Regions from separate parts of the Homo sapiens genome. Here regions 2 and 3 are each linked to region 1. The links are chromatin loops, found by intact Hi-C in ENCODE. Cell type or tissue: mammary epithelial cell. All regions are shown on one strand.

Region 1 (5,000 bases):
GTTAGACAGGACTAGCTAATGCAGTCAATGAGGGAAACACGAGGGTGCGAAATATGACCTCAGAGGACAGGCCCCTGACTCAGCCTTACACAGGAAACACACCCTGGAGAGGGTGGTAGCTTAGCTGAGACCCACGGGATGAGTGGATGCTTGCTAGCTTTGTGGTTAAACCATAAAGGAAAATATCTATGAAATTTAATTAAAAATATCTATCTAACAAAAGTTACCACAAACAAAGGTAAAAGATAAGCTGAGACTGGGAGAAGATATTAGCAAGTAATATAACCAAAAAGTATTGGGATCCAGAATGTGTCAAGAGCTCCTACAAAACAATAGGAAGAAAGAGAAACCCAGTAGAAAAATAGACAACAGATAAATATGTTAGTATACAGAAGAGGAACTTGAAAGGCCAATAAATATAGAAAAAGATATTCAGCCTCATAAATAATCAGGAAAATGCAGTGCCATTTTACAATAATCAGACTGGCAAAAATTAGTTTTATAATGCCAATTGCAAGGATTTAAAGAAATAGGACTTCTCATACACTGCAGGTAGGACTGTAAATTGTTTTAACTACTTTGGAGAACAATGTGCTACCATCTCATAAAGCTGTGTATTCCCCACAGCTTGATAGGAGCATATCATTAAAGAAACTCTTATGAATAGGAGGTGTGTATAAGAATATTAATTACATAATTGTTTGTAATAAAATTTAGAAACAGACTAAATGAGAATGAATAAACTTGCAATATATTCAAACAATGGAATACTATACAGGAATTAAAATGGTTGAACTAGGGCTAGGCGTGGTGGCTCATGCCTGTAATCCTAGCACTTTGGGAGGCTGAGGTAGGAGGATCACTTGAGGTCAGGAGTTTGAGACTAGCCTGGACAACATGGTGAAACCTTGTCCCTACTAAAAATAAAAAAATTAACTGGGCATGGTGGCAGACACCTGTAATCCCACCTACTCAGGAGGCTGAGGCAGGAGAATCACTTGAACCCAGAAGGTGGAGGTTGCGGTGAGCCAAGATTGTGCCATTGCACTCCAGCCTGAGTGACAGAGCGAGACTTTGTCTCAAAAAAAAAAAAAAAATTGAACTAGAACTACAACTGTCAACATATGTAAATTTCAAAAGCAGCATATATCGACACAGGTAATTCTCAAAAACAGTGTTGAGTGAAAAGGCAGGTTGCAGAATGATACCTAAAATATTGTTGCATTTAACGTAAAGTTTTACTACCTGTATCTAGCATTATATATAGTTGATACACACACACACACACACACGTATAAGCATAAAAAAAGATATGGGAGCTGGGTGCAGTGGCTCACGCCTGTAATCCTAGCACTTTGGGAGGCTGAGGCAGGCGGATTACTTGAGCGCAGCAGTTCGAGACCAGCCTGGGCATCATGGCAAAACCCCATCTCAGCTAAAAATACAAAAAAATTAGCCAGTCTTGGTGGCGTGTGCCTGCAGTCCTAGATACTCAAGAGGCTGAGGTGGAAGGATCACCCGAGCTGGGGAAGTTGAGGCTGCAGTGAGCCAAGATTGTGTCACTGCACTCCAATCTGGGCAATGGAAGTGAGACCCTGTCTCAAAAACAAACAAACAAACACACAAAAACTATTGAGTATGGGAATGATAGTCTCCAATTCAGGATAGCTGTTATGGGATTAGTGAGGGGATACATGGACAGGGGTGGTAATGGTGGTGGTTCACCCTATATAATATTTTCTTTAAGGAAATTTATTTAAAGCAAAGACAGCAAAATATTCAGCTGTATTAAATACTTACCTCTGGATAGTGGTTATATGGGTCTTCAGAGTGTCATTCCGTATACTTTTCTGTACATTTGAAATGTTTCATAGTGGAAAAAAAGCAGGAAAACCCTTACAGCACTCAAGTGTCTGCTCCTGTGCTAGGGATGTCCCTTATTCCTTTAGGTCTTTGTTTCTTCTGACAGTGGCCCTGAAGCTTCAGCAAGGCTTCTAGGCAGGGAACTAATCTTGTGGATTTTTTTTTTTTTCTGAAATGCTTTCCTACAGGCCAAGGAAAATGACTTCAAGCATTTTCATTCTGTGATTTATATCAATGCCTCAGAAAACCTGCTGCCTCTAGGTAAGCTTTTTCTTTCTTGAAAGCTCTCTTCCTCCTCTTAGCCAGCACAGCCATTCACGTGTGTTAGGATTTGTCTGTCCAACCATCTATGATTGGCCACACATCTCTTTTTTGGAGTACAATAGGCTGGGTGCTGGAGAGCACAAAGACCTCGATTCCAGTCCTGCTCTGGCGCTACCTACTTAGAACATTTTTCTGTGATCTTCTACTTCTCTATCTGTCAATGGAGATAATTCCCTTCTTTTTTTCCTCCCCTTGCAGGATACCTTGCAGGCTCATATGAGATGGGTGTATAAAAATGTTTCTAAGCCTGTAAAGTACTCCTGTAGGAGCATAAAGCCTTCTTATTCAGCAAGTCCACAGCGACCCCTGCTGGATATTAGGACTGTGTGAATACTTGGCTTTTAGAAATGAGTGCATACAGTCCTGCTCTGGTGAGCTCATGGTTTGGTGAGAGAGATGGACTCAGATACAGATAGTTAGGTCAGGATGAGGGGAGAGCAGTGAAAGAGAGAATCAGGAAATACTATGCAAGCATATACGTGGGACTTCAAGCCAGGCCAGAGTGTCAGGAGGAACTGAGAAGAGGAGCACCTAAGCTGAGACCAGAAAAATGAATAGGAGTGATTCAGGAACTAGAAGGTAAGAAGGCATTTCCGGCTGCTGGAGCAGATGTGGAATGGCATTGTCTGATCAGGAAGACTGAAGAGGTTTTGTATGCTTGCAAGGGAAGCATGTGGGGGACAATTGAAACTAGACAGATTGGCAGCGACTGGATTATCAAGGACCGGGAGTGAATTGGACTTAATGCTGCAGGCAAAAGAGAGTCTTGGAAGGGTTTTAAATAGAGAAGCTCAGTGGCAGCTGTGAGGAGAGTGGATTATAAGAGAAGAAGAAGGTGGAGGCCAGGAAACCTGGGAGATTATTTCAGGTTTTCAGGGGAGGGGAGATGAGGCCTGAGCCAGGATTGTGACAAGAAGGGTGCAGAGGATTGAGAGAGAGAGAGACAGACAGAGATTTAGGAGGAGTAGAAACCACAGGACTTGGTAGTTGATAGACTGATAGGGATGTAGGGAGAGGGAGGAATCAAGGGGCATTTCATTGAGATAGGGCACATTAGAGAAAAGGCAAGTCAGAGGGAAATAGGATAAGTTCAGTTTTGTTGCATTGAGTTTGAAGATTGTTTTCAAAGAAGCATATGATGAGGTCCCTGCCCTTTAGGAGACAGGGTGGTCTGTCAGGAGCTTGGGCTGGAAATACAAAGGCCAATAGGTATATGAAAAGGTGTTCAACCTCACTAATAATTACAGTGGATCAAGATACTGTTTTCTGCCTGTCAAATATTGGCAGGAGTGAAAAGGGCTGATGACAGCCAGCATTGGTAGGGAGATGGATACTCTTGCATTGAACTGTGGAAGTATAGTCATTGGTGTAGCATCTTGGAGGTAATTTGGTAATGTTTCTTAAAATTTAAAGTAGTCATTGCCTTTAATCTAGTAGCTTTACTTCCAGGAAATTATTCTATAGTAACACACTCGTACAAGGCTGTTCATTGGAAACATCCAGAAATATTCACAAAGCAGCCTTTATTAGGTTCTACTGAACATTCTGACTTACAAGACTACCATATTTAACATCAGGTTCACTTAGAAGGCTCTAAGTAATTCCACACAGAATGCCAGTACAACAGCATCAGGAGTTTCTCTTCAATGGAGTTCCCAAAGCCATCCATGAGGCATTCTTTGTGCCCCTCCATCTGGCCCCCAGTGTCAGCTCAGGTACAAGACAGTGAGACTGTCATTGGGTGGATGCAAAAGCCACCCTGGCTTAGAAATCTCATTCCTCACAGGAGCCAATATACATTGTAACACGTATAGGCATAGCTCCTAGAGTTTCTGCAAAGGATATATCCAATTATAGGAATCACTACACACAGGGAAGCCCAAAATTATGGTGCCCCCTTCAGGTGTTTATCATTCATTTATAGTTTCTCCTAGCCCAGATGTAATTTGCCAACCTAGGGTGATTTTTACCGCAAGTGATACTGCCTGGAAATGCAGTTACTGTATCATTGGTTTCAGGTTACCAGAGGAACAAGGCTAGAAAAAGTTCAGTTCTCATTCAAAGAGAGAAACATTTATTCATATAGTTTCTTACCTTTTATTCATATAGCCTAAAGGCTACCAATGGGGAAATGGATTAGTAAACTAGGATATATCTATACTGTAGAACATCAGAAGACATTAGGCATATCTATATGTTTTGACATGGAATAATCTTTAAGTTACATTGTTAAGGGAAAAAGCAAGTCAGTACAGTGTGTACAGTATGACTCTATTTTTGTTAAAAGAGGTATGTATTTTGATATATACATGAGAAAAAGTTGAGTGCTATATATGGAACTTTTAATACTTGTCTCTGGATGTTGGGATTAAACAGAACTTTTTATTTTTCTGTGATGTTTGACTGTTTTTCTTAGTTGTGTTTTAATTTTTGTAATCAGGATTAATAAAGATAATTTTTAAAATGGGCTTTGCTGTTGAGCAGACTTAGATTCAATTCTTGGCTCTTTCACTTACCAGCAATTCCATTCTGGCAAATCACTTAGCTTGGCTGAGCCTTAGTCAGCCATAGAATGGAAGTAGTAATCCCTATTTTTCTGGGTTGTTAGAGATTTAGAGGCCATGTATGTAAAGTACCTTATACAGTGCCTGGCCTAACCCAGTAGGGACACAGTAAATGGTAATTATTAATATCTTTCTCTTAAGTCCTTTACAAGCTGCAGACTCTCTCTTTCTCTTCCCCATGTAGAGGCATTTCACACGTTTCCAGCCCTAAAGGAACTGGATCTCGCATTTAATGGCATCAAAACTATC
Region 2 (5,000 bases), 100 kb before region 1:
TCTTCCTAGTGAACTGGTGCCTATACAATGCCATGAAGCTGTTAATGGCTAACACTTGCAAGTCTAATACTGATCTCATCAGGATGGAGACTCTCTCCCCAGCCCCAAGCCTGAATGAGCAATAACTTTCTGGGAAGAAATGCCAGCAAGTTATCTACATCACCTTCTCCACGGGCAGAGGCCAGCAACCAGACGTACTACTAGGGTGAAGGAGAGCCAATCTGTCTCTCTGGGCCCACAGGAGCAGAGATCGGCACTGGTTATTTTCTGAGTCCTTGGCACATGGAAGCCTGGCAAAGGGGAAGGCTTTGGTGGGATATGGATGGATGGTAGGTAGGTGGGTAGGTGGGAAGGTGGATGAGTGATGAATAGGTAAAGAGGTGAATGGGGTGGCCTCAAGGTTGGGCCCAGAGCACTCCCCTATAGGAAAGCCTGCTTTCTAGCACTCTCCTAGCCACCACCCTAATCCCTCAGGTCAAACGTAGGCCATACCTTAACTCCTCTTCTCTCACCCCATCTGCTATTCACCTTGGGCTGGACTCAACTGTCAGAATATCTCTCAAGTCCATCCTCCTGACCTCTTCCCACACTGAACCTCATTATCCTTCTCTGGCATCATGGCCCCAGCATCCTTCCTGACCACCTGTCTTTTGTGGCTCCCTCCAACCCACCTTCTTTTTTACACACCAGAGATCTTCCTAGAACACATGTGACCATGACATTCTGTACTTGAAAACCTTCATTGCATCCTCATTTTTTGTGGGACAAAGTCTAAGCTCCTTGGTCTGGCATTCAACGCCCTGGCTCTCCTGGCTTCAAACTACTAATCTGCAGGTGTTCACATGGCCCAAGCCACCACTATCCTATACCACAGCCGAAGAGAGGATTTAGGCCGGGTGCAGCGGCTCATGCCTGTAATCCCAGCACTTTGGAAGGCCGAGGTGGGCGGATCACGAGGTCAGGAAATCGAGACCATCCTGGCTAACATGGTGAAACCCCGTCTCTACTAAAAATACAAAAATTAGCTGAGTGTGGTGGTGGGCGCCTGTAGTCCCAGCTACTAGAGAGGCTGAGGCAGGAGAATGGTGTGAACCCGGGAGGCAGAGCTTGCAGTGAGCCGAGATCGCGCCACTGCACTCCAGCCTGGGCGACAGAGTGAGACTCCATCTCAAAATAAAAAAGAGAGGATTTATGAAATCCCCTCATGGCAGATGGATAGCAAAAAAGCCCACTTTCCTGGTGAATGAATTAGAAATGGTGTCCATTGAGGGCAGAGGCAGTCCATAGACAGACAGACACACACACATGCACACAGAGAGGGATTCCTGGGTGAGCAAGGGCTAAATGGTGGCCTTTGTGCACAATTGTTGCTGCCTCCCAGATGGAGCATGCACTATCCTATAGGGAGGGACAAGGAAGCCTTCCTTTGCCTGTGGCCCTCTCCCTGGACTCTGAGCTCCTGCAGGGAAGGCTTCTATTCATCTATCACAAGCCCTTCTCAGCAGTTACTCCTCTCTGTCTCTGTGCAAGTCCCCCACACCCCACACTCCGTGCCGTAGAGTGGGAACATATTATGCTGGGAGGGCTCCCAGCTAGGAGCTGGGGCCTTGGATTCTGGTCTCAGGCCCAGCCCTAATATGCTGGGGGAACTAGGCAAATCCTACCCCTACCCTGGGCCTCAGTCTCCCCTTCTGCACTCTCTGAGGACTGGATTCAGTGGACTAAAAGCTCTGATAAGGGACCTTGTGCCCTGGGAAGGGGCCAGAAACCACAACGTCTGATAATTTATTAGGCCTGGAGAAAAGCCATCCTAGAGGTGGGCCGTCTCTCTATCATTTTCTGCATCTCCTGATGCTGGGCCCAGAAGCACACCCTGCAGATAACCCCAGCTTCTCCTGAGAAGTCTCTTTTGCCTGGGCCAAATGTCTCCCAAAGGGTGGTGCCGTTCTAGGAGAAAGCGAGTCCCTGTCACTGGCGTGCATGAAACATACTAGATAGGCACTTGGCAGGATGTTGTAGAGGTCCTCACAGCTCTGACTGTAAATGCTCACAAATGCTTGCCCTGGCTACCTTGATTCCTCCCTTTCCCCATCCCACCTCAGGAAGGCTGGACATGTGGCGAGGAGGTAAAGTACAGAGACCTGGAAGCCCTAATAGGACAGAACCAGCAGGGGGCGCGGTGAGGATGGGAATGAGACTGGCAGAAGCCTCTTTCCCTGCCCTGAGTCTCCTGCTGAGTATCTCACCTCCACCACTGAAGGGAGGGCTGATGGCCCCTCCTGCCCCAGTGCGTGGAGTGTTCTCTTTATGGCTACCCTAGTCCAGCCCTGTGTCCCCAACCCCATGGAGCAGGCACAAGGCAGAGCTCCAGCCCTGATGAACACTGACTTGCTGTGTGACCACTGCTCCTCCCTGGGCCTCAGTTTCTCCATCTATACAATGTGGGGTTTTAGGAGGTCAAGGTCACCTCTGGGGCCCTTTTGGCTCAGACATTCTCTGGTTGTCAGCAGCAGGAGGGAGAACAGGCAGCATCATTCACACCTGATGCTCTGGGGACTCCATGGAGCAGGACCCCTATGGGGCTTGGAACTCCAGAAGCTTCTGGAAAGGCAGAACAGGAGTCTAGGCATGACACTGACCCCACCTACTACTGTGTTCAGGGCCACAGGGCCTCCTCCTGGCCAGCTTGGGGAAGCCTCATCCTGGAGTCTGAGCTGGAGAGAGGGCAGTGAAGAGGCCAGCCTGAATGGTACAGATAGTCGGGGCACAGGAGGAGTGGGAAAAGAGATAAGATAGGGCCAGATCATGCAGGATCTTCCATGTGACACTCAGGAGCTCGGCTGAGAGCTGTGTGGAGAGCACAGGAAGGGCTTGACGCAGGCGAGGGTCATGGTCAGTCACATGCTTTCTGAGTCACTCTGACTGGAGTATGGAGGGGGTAGATGGAGGCTGGGAGACAAGAGGCTACTGCACTGGTCAGGAAGAGAGAAAGGAGTACTGAGGTGAGACAGTGGTCATAATTAGAATGGAATGGGGGTGAGGGAGGAATGGATTTAGGGAATACTGAGAGGGAGAGAGGATAGAACTTGGCAACTGACTTGCTCTGGGCTTGGGGACCCTAATTACTTCATAGATCACCTATGTAAATTTTACAGATGGGGAAACTGAGACCTGGAGATGATCAAGAACTTGCCAGAGATCACAGAGCTAGATAGTGGTAAGACTGGTCCAGAACCCAGGCTTCCTGGCTGCCAGCCCCAGACACTTTCCCCATAATGACACAAATACTAGAGGTAGGACTATGCAGGTTTCACAGCCTTGAATGCCAAGCCTAGGAATTTGGACCATTTCTGTGAGCAATTAGGAGTCATTGCAGGTTCTTAATATTTGGCAGCATTTCTTGTTTCTTTGTCTTCCCCCAACCAGAAGCTTTCCAGTTGCTAAAATGCACAAACTGGCTGCTCCTAGGCCAACCCAACCCCCTCAATCTTTATATAGAAGAGGGAGGCATCCTTTCCTCTTTACAAAGAGAAAGCACAAAGCCCTTAGAGTAAAGAAACTCACCTAAAGCCACAGAGCAAGTTAGCAGCCCAGATTTTCCCAACTCCCAGAATGATTTTCCTAAACCCTGGTAATGAAATCAAGAAGGCTAAAATTACTGGCCTAGAGAGGGGAGGGTCTGGTTCAAGGTAATCACAAGTGGGTAGCAGAGCAGGACCTAGAACCCGAGTCAGACCCCGGGGCCAGTGCAACAGCCAGTTAGCTGTCCCCACTCCCCACCATTGCCTCCCTTCTGTGGCTGCAGTCCTGTGAGGAAGTCTGTATCCTGACTCTCTGCCTCCACAGTCATTTTGCCCTCATCTGTCTTGTCAGGGGCCAATGCTGGGACATCTCCAGGCTGCCTTCAATTATGAGTCAATAAATATGAGATGTGCTGTGCAATGAGTGGCTGCTTGGGCCACCAGCTCCACCCCCACCCCCACCAGCTTCTGCACCAGGCAAGATTGGATTTTGTGTCATTCATTTTTTATCTCTAGTCCCCGTCGGATGGGGAGATACATGACGTGGGCAGTGGATAATTTTATCCTTCCCCAGTGTAGCAGATGCAGCACTGAAATGCAGTGTGGGATGTCCTCAGGTTGCCTGCTGCCCTCACATGGGGAGGTCCCCCACCCCCAACCCACTAACCCTGCACTCCTGTTCTCCACTGGGGCAAAATGGCATGTGTAGAGGAGAATCCTAAGCAGGAAGATGAGAGACCTGGGTTCAAGCCTCAACCCTGCCTCTGACCCCATGTGCAACCTTGAGCAAGTGTCTGAAAATATTTGATGAGGGCTTCTTTATGTCAAGCCCTGTGCAGGAAGGCAGGGGGCCACAAAGAAGAATCAAACCTGATCCCTGCCCTCAAGGAGCTAGCAGTTGACTCAAAGTAAACAGACATCCCAAGGAGGGGTGGCATTCATTGGCACTGGGTGTGATGGATGAGGATTCGTCAGGTAGGACGTGAGGGAGGGGAGGGAGAGAATACATTCAGGTTTAGGCAAAGGGAACTCCTTGAATAAAGCATGGCAGAAGGGAGTGTGTGACCAATGTGTGCTCAGAGACCTGCAAGTATGGCTGGGGCATAGGGTAGATGGAATGGGGGGAGAAAAGAGTTTTAAGCAGGTGAATGTCATGATCAGATTTGTACTTTAGAAAAATTTTTCTGACTACTATGTGAAAAGCAGATTTGGCAGTCAACAGAGAGTGAAGACAGAGAGTCCAGTGAGGAAACTCATGTGATGGTTCAGGAGAGAAAAGACCATATCCTAGATAAAGCAATAACAGTGGAGCCAGAAATCATCATCATCATTATTATAATGAATACTATCATTAAGTGTTAGTAGGGACAGGCACAGTCCTAAGTATGAACATCATTGTTTCTAATTCTCACAATAACTCTTCAAAGTAGATTATTATCCCCATTTTGTAGATAAGGAAATTAAGATTTGAATGTATTA
Region 3 (5,000 bases), 94 kb before region 1:
AATGGAGCCATGAGCAGTCACATGTAAGAAAAAGTTGTGCTAGAACAGAGATTCTGAGGAAACAGAAGCTTAAGACAGAGAGGAGAGAGGGAAAGAATCCACCTATGAGTAGTTGGAAGATGGGCAGATAGCAACAGAGACCCATTGACAAAGAGATGGAGGAGAAGCTAGCCCCAAGTGGCCTGTGTTCCTTCCAATGTGCAGGTTCCAGTTCCAGTCCCCATAGTTGGCTCCTTCCCCAACCCACTTGGTTGGGCTCAAGTGGTTTGCTGTTCTTTGCAACAGAATAAATCCAAATAAAGCCTATTCCCATTTTGCAGATGAGAAAACTAAGGCTGTGAGGGAAAATGACTTCTTCTTGGGATCCACCCCTGCCCCCCATCTCCCAGTCCCTTTTAGGTTCCTACTTGGGAGACTTGACATTCACGCAGAAAGTCCCCACAGTGGCTAAGGATCAAGTTTTAGGGCTTGATGAGAGAGCAGGGAAGGGGTTCACAGGACCCAGGCAGGAAGGATGAGGGCCAGACCTGAGCAGAGGGGGTGAGAATGAAAGTTGTCCCTGAGTGGGTCCTAGATCTAAACAGGACCCAATAATCTTGGAGCCTCATGACTTCCTAGTAAAGTCAATGCCATCATCTCCATCGTACAGCTGGGAAAACTGAGGTTCGAAGAGGCTAAGTCACCTTCCTAAGGCCACATAGCAAGTAAGAGACAAAGCTGAGGCTTCCCCTCTGGTCTCAGACTCCAAGTGCAGGCCCTTCCTGCTGCTGTAGCTGCCCATCTTTTCTGGAAAATCAACTTCACTCAGAGAAGAGCTCTCATCCTGCCTTGCTGTGGAATGGCTGTGGCCTTGGCCCAGTCCAGTTGCCTCCCTCCCTGGGTCTTAGCTGAGTGGGGAGGAGGGTCCACTAGATGTCTGAGGTCTGCCTGCCTGCTCTTCTAGTGGGTTCCAGTCTCTCCACAGCTGGGCACCATCCAGGCTACTCCCCATCCTACCTCCTCTCTCTAATAATTAATCTCCAGCCAACAGTCCCAGCTGCAGTGCTTTCATCATCCAATTACCGGAGTTGCTGGCACAATAAATCTTGGTCATACAAATGCAGGCAAATCTGCAGCTATTTTCATGGCCATTACTGTGCATAGGACATTGGGACTCAGGTCATTTGCCTTTCTGACATGGAGTCCTGCCCCCCACTCCCTATCTTCACCATCTTCTTTCATTTTTCAGTGGCAGCTGCCTCCCTCCCCCATCATCTCCCAAGCACCTGCTCCTCCCTTCCCCTCTCCCATCTTTATAAAGGCTGTAGGCCAAAGATCAGAAGACTGTGTGACCTCAGCCAAGTCAATTCTCTGACCTTCAATTTCTTCACCTATAAGACAGAAAAAGCATGATTGACCTTATAGGGTTTTGTGAAAACTAAATAACCCAAGTGCAGTATACATCTCACTGGTGGTAGGTATGACCTACTTCAGTGGTCTTTGCTATTTTTTAATAGGTATGTATATAATTTAATGTATATTAGGAAAGATAAATCAAACCAGTGATTTCATGAATATTATTCCTTAGGAGACCATGAATTAGGTATTTTCATAAAATATGCTAAAGAAAATTATTAAGAATCCATGGATTTAGCAAAAATCATGGAGGAGGCACATGCATGAGAGAAACTTGAGAAACGTTGACATAATGACTGCGTGCTGCTTGCCTTTATCACTATTTGCTCTGTTCTCCACTTTCCCTCAGTTTCTGCAGAGGGATGTGTGGTGCCCTACAGAAGAAGGGGACTCATTGTGTTCTGAGAGGCTAACTTGCTCTAGTTCAGGGCCCTTCATTCATGTGAGAACCACCTCCCTCCCCTTGGGGCCTGTCCCATGCAGGCCCTGTGCTGGGTGCTCGGAACACAGAGCTCAAACGACAGCCCTGCGTTCAGGAAACTCCCAGGAACTCTCCTCTGAATCTGGCAAGGGAGCTGTCACTACCTTTACCTGACAGGACGTATAGCAGGACTTTCCTTGAGTTCTGGATTTGTGGAATTGCAGTGAAGGCCCAAAGCTGAGGACAAGAGGCTCTAAGACCACACTCTGTAAAGAGAGACATGAAGGAGCGTACACGTGCACACACACACAAAGAGAGGACATAGGAGGGAAGGGGGGAGAAGTTGGGGTGGCCTTGTGAACACTGCGGTGTTTGTGCTGAGAGTCACTGCCATGATGGGGAATGGAGAATGTGCCCAAGCCCTGCATAGAAGCTGGGCGTGCCTGCCAGAAAGGGAGCCTCACCCTGGCATCTGGGCAGAAAGTTTGCTGTGCCGAGAACTCACAGGCCCACCCTGGGACTGCCACTGAGCAGCACAGAGGTAAAGGGGTATCCAGTGGCGGGAAGCCTGCTGAGAGGGTCTGGTCCATCCAGCAGAGCCTGAAGGGAACATGGTGAGTACTGCAGGAAGAATGCACAGGACTCTCTCCCAGTGTTTCCTGGCTGTAGGCAGGCATGGAAGATCATAGGAGTTTCCATGGCTCCATACAAAGAAGCACACAGATTAAAATAGGGGAAGGATCCACAGGGCTGTTCAGATGGCCTCAGACCAGGTAAGTCTGACCCCACCTAAACAAGAGGTTGGGCCCTGGGCCTCTGATGGGAGTCCAAGGAAAACTCGGCTGCCCATCTCTGAGTGAGGCTTGGCAACAGCAGGCACAGAGGAGAAACTGAACATCGTGCCAGGAAAGTCATGCCCACCAACTCCCAGCTAACAATAGGTCAGCAGAATTCACCAGCCTTGGAACCAGAAGCAGATCTCATGCTCACACGCACACACACATAGAACTTCCTCCTCTGTAAAGCCACCATCCCTCTTGGACATCAATTTCCCCTTGGGACAAAAGAGTTATAAAACTGCCTCAGGGCAGTTTTGAAAATCCAGGCAGAGACTGCTGTTCTGCCACCAACCATAGGCATTACTGCTTAAAATTCCAGGGTGCTTGTGGCCTGCAGGGAGTTGGGGGAGATTGCCACCTGGTGGTCAATGTTGGCAATGCCATGGAGCTTGCAGCAGAGTCGGGGACTGGGAGTCCTCAGGCTCAGAGCCAGGCCTGACTATCTGTATGACCTTGAGCAAGTCACTTCCACTCTTGGAGACTGTTTTCTCAACTAAAATGGGGAATAATGTTGCCAGCCTTGCAGAACCATAGTGAAGATTAAACCTACTGCACTACTGTGCCTGTCTTGAGCAGGGCCTCAATAAAGTTTTGATCCACCTGGGTCTTGTTCCCGCAGGATATGAGCAAGGGTCAGCTCCAGGAGACAGAGGGGGAGGTGAGCCACGCTCATAGAGATCCCCAGCTCCCCAGGTTTCTTTCACTGCCTGCCACCCAGGACCGTCTTTCTGTGTGTGTGGAACTGTTCTTAACCTAAACCTGGACAGCTCTTTGGATTCCAGATGTTCAGAACCGTGAAATGCTGACTCTAGAGTCTGGATCAGGAGAGCTCATTCCAGGCCTAGTTCTGTCACTAACTTGCTGTATAGCTTTAGTCAAGTCACCTGGTTAATATCTAAGCTTTGGTTTCCTCTTTTGTACAAAGCAGGTAATGATTCCTGCTCTGCCTTTCGGCTCTGCATTGTGCTATAACTCACTTCCTTACCCTCAACTCTTGAAGGAAAGTCTGTTACGTGCACATGCTTGCACCTGGTGCTTTGGGGAAAGAGGCAGCAAGGGCAGCATCAGAGCCTGGAGCAAAACAACTCAGTCACAGTCACAAGAATGCAATAGCAGCAGGAATTAAGAGTGAGAGGTGATCAGAATATAAGCTCCCAGGAACTCTCAGGCTCTTGGGAAAGACTCTATGCTTCGCCCAGAATATAGGATGATGACCTGCAAAATCTTTTTTTTTTTTTTTCTTGAGATGGAATCTCACTGTGTTGCCCAGGCTGGAGTGCAGTGGCGTGATCTCAGCTGCCTGCAGCCTCTGCCCTCCGAGTTCAAGCAATTCTCCTGCCTCAGCCTCCCAAGTAGCTGGGATTATAGGCACCCGCCACCACGCCTGGCTAATTTTTTGTATTTTTAGTAGAGAGGGGTTTCACCATCTTAGCCAGGCTGGTCTTGAACTCCTGACGTCATGATCCACCCGCCTCAGCTTCCCAAAGTGCTGGGATTACAGGCGTGAGCCACCGCACCCGGCCGATGACTTGCAACATCTTAAGAAACTGAGGGAAAGTGTGATTCCAGAAGGGTGGAGGAGCAGACAATCTGAGGACTTCCATATTACCCAGATCTCTGACTCACTAGAGGGACTGTTCTGGGATTTGTGGGACTGTTCGCTGGGAGCCTCACTCCCACATGGGAAGGACTGACTACGGTATTATTATCCATACCTATCCACCTGAAGTTGTTTCCAAGCCTTGGACAGAGCTGTGCAGGGCCCATGGTCTCCTCTGACTACTCCTTACAGATACCTCAGATTTTAGACTTTTGTCTTGCTAGCCCCAGGCAGTCTTACAGATAACATGTCCTAATCAAATTCAGACCCAATCTCATTTGGTAAAAGAGACCAAAATGATGAGTTCTCAACTCTGTACCCAATTCAGGTGACCCTCTCAGGCTTGGGGACAAACCTACTTGCCACTCGCCACTTACCCACAACTGCCCACCCTATCATTTTCACTTACATACACACTAATTCAACAAGCTCTGTGGGGCCCATACTCTCTGCCAGACCCTAGGCTGGGCACTGGGAACACAGAAAGGATCAGATGTGGTCCTTGTCCTTGAGGAGCTCACAGTCTAGAAAAGGAGCCATATATAGCAACAGAACATTCCACACAGAATGGGCAGTGCAACGTTAGAAGGGGCACAGTGGAAGGCCAGAAGTGGGGCCTACCTGATCTGGGGTTAGGGCAGGCTCCCCCGTGAATGGCACATTTAAGCTAGATCCTGAGAGGAAAAGGAGGAATTCTATCAAAGAAGGAGAAAGAGCATTTCAGACAAAGCAAGGTGTACACAGA

Evidence for each region. Peaks named below come from ENCODE experiments on the same cell type or tissue, not always from the same donor. Only the 100,000 strongest peaks of a DNase experiment are listed, where the experiment ranks them.
Region 2: it touches region 1 in a loop (14-fold over the local background); 92 of 110 quality-filtered maps call a loop at or near these places.
Region 3: a loop joins it to region 1, with 6 times the contacts of the local background. A loop is called at or near these places in 92 of 110 quality-filtered maps.

The regions. Positions count from the first base shown.
Region 1 is chr11:74,927,424-74,932,423 of GRCh38, reverse strand. XRRA1 (X-ray radiation resistance associated 1) reads left to right here. Exons shown (of 19, transcript NM_001378157.1): 6 at 2,052-2,124; 7 at 4,936-5,000. It overlaps LOC107984352 (a long non-coding RNA gene), which reads right to left and starts at 1,303. Exons shown (of 3, transcript XR_001748295.2): 1 at 1-1,303. In mammary epithelial cell, a CTCF peak has its summit at 2,501 (motif pointing left); DNase peaks (open chromatin) are centred at 63 and 2,493; H3K27ac peaks cover 565 bases.
Region 2 is chr11:75,029,333-75,034,332 of GRCh38, reverse strand. No RefSeq gene overlaps it. Among named protein-coding and RNA genes, the nearest start is that of NEU3, 43 kb to the right of the region's middle. In mammary epithelial cell, a CTCF peak has its summit at 2,159 (motif pointing right); no DNase peak of the experiment used is centred here.
Region 3 is chr11:75,021,089-75,026,088 of GRCh38, reverse strand. No RefSeq gene overlaps it. Among named protein-coding and RNA genes, the nearest start is that of NEU3, 35 kb to the right of the region's middle. In mammary epithelial cell, a CTCF peak has its summit at 3,013 (motif pointing left); a DNase peak (open chromatin) is centred at 3,008.